Regions from separate parts of the Homo sapiens genome. Here region 2 is linked to region 1. Evidence: chromatin loops called from intact Hi-C (ENCODE). Cell type or tissue: A673. All regions are shown on one strand. Each heading gives the region's core, and the rest is flanking DNA. Links, peaks and the distances in the headings are about the cores only. Region 1 has its middle 150 kb from the start of LINC02627. Region 2 overlaps LINC02627 (long intergenic non-protein coding RNA 2627).

Region 1 (2,814 bases), core at 155-2,654:
TATAGCACACCATACTGATTATTGACATCTTGTTTTGGTAGTTTTCAAGTTATCAAGATTTATTGTAGCAGAGGTGTAAATATTGGCCTCAGCATTGGCCTATTATTTATCCATTAACTGTGTTCATCTTCTTTGCCTCAGCAGGAGACATTCTGATGTGTCTTTAACTGTGGTCACACTGCTTTAACCATGTACCTGAAATATATGGGAGGAATTGAAAAGCAACAATATCGATGAGGAGAAGAGTAGAGAAAATTGATTCATGTAGTAAGATAAATGGCCCACATTTAAAAAAATCAAATGGCACTTGAATTTTAAGAAAACAGCTTGAATCGTAAAACTCAGATGCAAAAAGAAAAAGCGCACACAGACAAAACCACCTACAAGAAAAATCCTAATGTAGAAAATTTTCTTTATGTTGGAAGCATACTGACCTTTACAATAGAGTTCAGTGAATTTTTATGGAATGAATGAATCAATTTTCAAAGGAAATGGTGTCTCTTCATAATAGCCAACACAAGTTTGCAGGGAGGCAGTCCTGTAAGGAGAAACTTTAAAATAAAGGAAAACAGTGTAGATGATGGATTCTGTAGGCCTCTGGCCAAGTCTCTCAGGAAAATAAATACAGTAGCCCTTTATTTCCAAGTAAATCTGAACAGAATAGTTGGAGGCTTAGTGTGAGGATCAATATGGTGTAGCCTCTGGGGGAGGAGCAGGGCAGGTGGCGTGGAAAGAAGTAGAGATTGCATTTCGGCAACATAATCTAGTCCCTAGCTCTTCCTCACACACCCTTAGATAAGCTAACTTCATCAAACAACACATAACCCTCCATTCTGAAGAGATGGAAACACTTCCTAGAAGTGTTTTTTGTTTGCTTATTTCTTTGCATTTTGTTTGGATTTTCTCCAACACTCTACCCTTTCCTACATGAAAATCAGCAAAGCAGCCTAAATACTCTATAACCTTATTTTTGAAAACGCATGCGCTTGAAATCTAGGGTATCATTCTCAAAAGCGTGTTGAACACCCTACAAGGATAAAGTTTTTGTCTGTTTTCTGCAGTAATATCCCAACATCCATCTGTGACCATGTAGTTTTTCTTCATGGTTCTTGAGAAGCATTTGGGAAATCTGACTTCATTTCTGAATAAAGCAGCCCCCAAGGAAGTCACTTGCATGTGACATGGCAGAAAGGCACCAGCCTTGCAAACACACTAGAGCTGCTGCGTCCTCTGGAAGTTTCCCCTGTGGCATTTGGTTAACTTTTTGTGAGCTTCTCCCATTTGTCAGCTTTTAAGAAATATGTTTCTGGCTATCAAGCCCCAATGCGGCCTAATTTACACAGATAAGGAGTTCTAATAAGATACTTTAGAAAGTCACTTATGCCATAAGGCATTCACATTATCTCAAGACATTTCTATTTGGCTAAGAGAAAATGAAAGTGTGGATTAATGCCTTTCGCATGCCATTAAAAACGGAGAGGGAGAAGCCTCATTTTGGCCACCAGGGGCCTCCTTCTCATGCCTGTTCTCTGCTGTCTCAGCTAATCGCTTTGGATACTTTCAAAAGCGAAGGATGAGTTTTGACTTCATAGAAAATGAGTTTAAACTGGAAGGTGCATGTGGCCTTCAAATGTTGGATTATTGCCATGGCATGCTGCATTTCACCTTTGATTTAAAGATAGAGAACGTGTGGCTTCCTAAAAATGAAAAACTCTTTAGCTGGATTCCCAAAAGGCTAATGCGAGCAGCTGTTAAAGATGAAATAAAAAGACAGACACCAGAATCCCAAAGAAGCAAAACGTAGTGAAATTAGGTTGCCAGTTACCTCTCTGATAACCCCGAGAAACCAGGATAGCAAATATGTCTCTTTCTCTATCTGACGAAGATTAGATATATAATTGTTAAGTGTTCCTGTAAGTATAAATCTTATAGAATGTGAGCTTGGTAAAATTGTTATTATTTTCATTAACTAGCATCATTAAGTGATTTAGAACTGGGCACTGTGCTAAGTATCTTAGATGTAATATTTCATTAAATCCTACCAAACTTGTGAGCTAAAAATTCGTATTATTATACCATTTTAAAGATAAGGAAAATTAAGTACATAAGTTTCCCTACTAGTGCATGAGATAGGTGATACTGGAGGCAACATAGTCTGATTTTTTTAGCAGATCTTTAACTGCATTTAAACAAATGAAGGTTACAAGTAATTAATTTTCTTAAAAAGTTACTTTCTGCATGGGACAATGTCTCAACAGATCCTCAAACAAAGGATTTCTCAAACAATAGCAAGAGACATGAATAATGAAACTGTTGCAGCCCTAACAGGCTCTTTCTGTAAAGCAGATGACAGTGAGTGAGAATAGCATGCCCCTCCACAGAGCGCAGCCACTTCTACATGAAGGCAGAAAGTTCATTCGGTGGCATTACAGTGCTACTCCATATATATGCCGTGGGCATGGAGAGTAAGAAAAATGGCATTTAGATAGGGCGGGAGTGCGGGGAGGTGAGGGTAGGGCTAACCTGCTCTCTTATAGGAGGGTTTTCTTTTCCTTTCAGATAACATGCAAGTCTTAACCTGAATTTCTCTTTTTTGAAATACACCCTTTTTAATTGATGGACTCCATAGATGAGCTTCAGCATGTGAAAATTCATTCTACTCTTCCTAGAACCTAGACTAATGCCTACTCTTTCCCCAGAGACCTGTTTTATGTACTCCAAAGGACTGCAGATTTGTAGACCATCTGCCACAAGAGAAACGTAGCTTCCACCAAGATCCACTTTCTTCATTTTCCCATCCTGGAGCCCCTCCTC
Region 2 (2,814 bases), core at 258-2,757, 180 kb after region 1:
TTGCATTTGTCTGATGGATAATCACAGATAAAGACTTTGATCTTTATCCCCATGGCAGCAATAAGAAAAAGGCAGGAACTCTGTGTACTATCTTTTATTTCTTTTCTCTGCAGTTCTGGGAAAATTGAGCCTATTTAAATGCTCAGAAGAGTCTCTCCTTGTGCTCTTAAATGTTGCTGGGCGTTAACCACTCTGTCTTTGTCCCCGACAATACCATGATAAGATGGAGATAGGGGAGGGACTGTGAAGCTCTTCTCTCTCAGCAGAAAGACTAATGGATGGGGAAGAATAAGAATGTTGAAAGGAAAGAAAAGGAAGAATAGAGGATTAAATGCTGAGTGTCATGGAAAAGATCAAGGGAAGAATTACAACAGCAGTGCAGCATGGCCGTCCCAATGAATGCAAGAGATCAGATTGGGGCTTTATTCTTCAGACACAAGATGCTGATGGTCTGTGGCCCAGATTGTCAACATCAGGACCTTTTACTCTTCAGATAGATTCTCCCCCCATGATCAAACCAAGTGAAGCATTCCACAATTAAACTTGTGAACTGACTCAAAAAAAAAAAATGGGCATGTGGAGAAGCTGAAATGGAATTCAGGGAGTTTGATAGTACCAGATGAAGCTTCTTCCCTCCCACGATGTATTTAACTGACTCCACTGGCTATAGAATCACTATGTTTGTTGATCATGTTTATCAAGGGCAGAAAGTAACTTTCACTATAAAATGAAGACTATATTAACTCTTATTTATCCTTACAAAGGAGTTGGCCAAATGCCAGTTCCTTCAAGGCTTGAGATGAAGTCTGGTGCACTAGAGCGGATGTGTGCAGGTGGTACACATAGGTACCAGGGTGCAAGCACACAGGCCCACCCATTCTAGGCAGCTGGGCTATGCTGCTGAGCCACAAGTGTCTGACCCTATTTGGACAAAGAGACTTAAATGTAGACATTATTTACCACCATGTCCAAAGGGGATTACATGCAGAATCATTTCATTTTCATGTTAACTTGTGGGATACTTTATATGATTAGTTTTAAGTCTAATACATTGTAGTCTTCATTCTGTCTTTATTTCCCCGTGTTTTAATGTAACCATAACATTGTAACTAGCCTGGACCTCACTTGACTTTTGAAATGCCCTGTGTGTATATGTGTGTGTGCGCATGTGCACGCATGCACATTGGACAGAGCAGCGGAAGGGTCTTAAAGTGAAAGGAATTCTGTGCTGAAAATTAAGTTACACAGAATGTAGAAATGATTGCCAGTTTTGCTCACCAGCCCTTTATTTATTTTTCAACAGCAGCACAAATCCCATAACAATTAATTCTGTACCTAGCCCCGGGAACCACAGGTACACCCAGTACAATGTGTAGCAATAGTTAAAACTTCTGGAAAGAAAACAAACTTCTAAGGTTGCCTCATAATCAGGTCTCTCCTCTAACATGATTTTGAATGACACATGTAAAAGAATGACCTCTAGTGGTTAGATGCCAAACCTACAGTGCTGTAATTAAGAACCAGATCTTAATGGGTGGGGGTGGGACTGTATTCAAGCAGTTATTATACAAAGCAGCATGAGGCATCCTAATAGAGAACACACACCCACCCAACTTTCTCTCTTATAACTTAGCAATTATACTGGAAAGGCATCAAAGTTCGCATATCTCATAGAAACCTAGAATTAGATCAGGGGCTTGTAGCTTCTTTCTCAATATGACACTATACACAGTATTTGCTCATACTTCTACTTAAAAATTCCCAGTTACTAGACACATTGTACTGGTAATTTATCTTTATTTTCTTCCTGCATAATAATAAACTCTGTTTTTCTTTGAGGAATAATTTTCCCATGTGCCTAATTTAGGGAAAGGGAGTGGGAGATAGAGCATATTATTCTACATCTCAGTGTAAAAGTGAAATGTGGACAATCACTTCCTCTTCCCTTGCAGCTAGAATCTAAGCTCATGAACTAAGAGTAAATAGTCATCTTCCTCCCCAGTAATTCAAATCTGGAATGAGGGGGTTGGTGATTGATAGTGGCAGTTAGGTACATGCCCGAAGGAAGTATCTAGAAGTAGAGGCAATGTCTAGCAGGTTTTGCAGTGGTTATGTCCAATGCATCTAGCATGTTATGCATCATTTTCAGGCCAGAGTATTCATCCAGAACTGTATTATTTCTTTATTCTACCTCTTTTTAAAGCTTGGCCTTTCAGGCTCCCAACATTCTATAGTATCTCAGCAATTTTATTGCTTAGACAACCAAAGTTGTCTTCTCTTGCTTGCAACCAAGAATTCAAATAGGTCAGTCTGTTTCATCAATGGTATACACCTCCTTATTATAGACACTGCCATAAGACTTGATGCTACCTTCTTCTGCAATTTGATATTCCTTTGGTGTAAGTTGAAAGTCTTAATGTGTTCTTATTAGTTTTCAAAGCCTTGGTGTTTCTGTGCTAACACTTCTACAGAGAAAGAAAATCATTTGCTAAAATTTAAATAACTAGAAGACAATTGCTTAGCTATTTTAATTAATTTGGGGTGGGGTGTGCTGTTATTGTTTTTGTACCTCCACTTTGAGGTGATATAAGCAAAGGAAACAAAATGTGCACATTGAGAATTGGGTTAAAAATAATAGACCTCAGACCTCTGTGAGTGGGGTATATTTCCTGTACAGACTTCTATACAGGTATATGTCTCATATAGACTTCCATATAGGTATATTTCTTGTATAGACTTCTAATTTTAACTATGAACTCCTTGGGATTTCAGGGAAATAAAAATATAAAAGAAGCCAGTTTTTCTTGTAATGTC

The links. A loop is a pair of places that touch in the nucleus more often than their neighbours do. Peaks named below come from ENCODE experiments on the same cell type or tissue, not always from the same donor. Only the 100,000 strongest peaks of a DNase experiment are listed, where the experiment ranks them.
Region 2: it touches region 1 in a loop (4-fold over the local background); 4 of 110 quality-filtered maps call a loop at or near these places.

Annotation. Positions count from the first base shown.
Region 1 is chr10:105,973,681-105,976,494 of GRCh38, reverse strand. No RefSeq gene overlaps it. Among named protein-coding and RNA genes, the nearest start is that of LINC02627, 150 kb to the right of the region's middle. In A673, for the core only: a CTCF peak has its summit at 1,482 (motif pointing right); a DNase peak (open chromatin) is centred at 1,504; H3K4me3 peaks cover 918 bases; H3K27ac peaks cover 245 bases.
Region 2 is chr10:105,796,097-105,798,910 of GRCh38, reverse strand. The region is part of intron 3 of LINC02627 (long intergenic non-protein coding RNA 2627); the gene reads left to right. Among named protein-coding and RNA genes, the nearest start is that of LINC02627, 23 kb to the left of the region's middle. RefSeq lists a silencer at 1,386-1,680. In A673, for the core only: a CTCF peak has its summit at 1,499 (motif pointing left); a DNase peak (open chromatin) is centred at 1,490.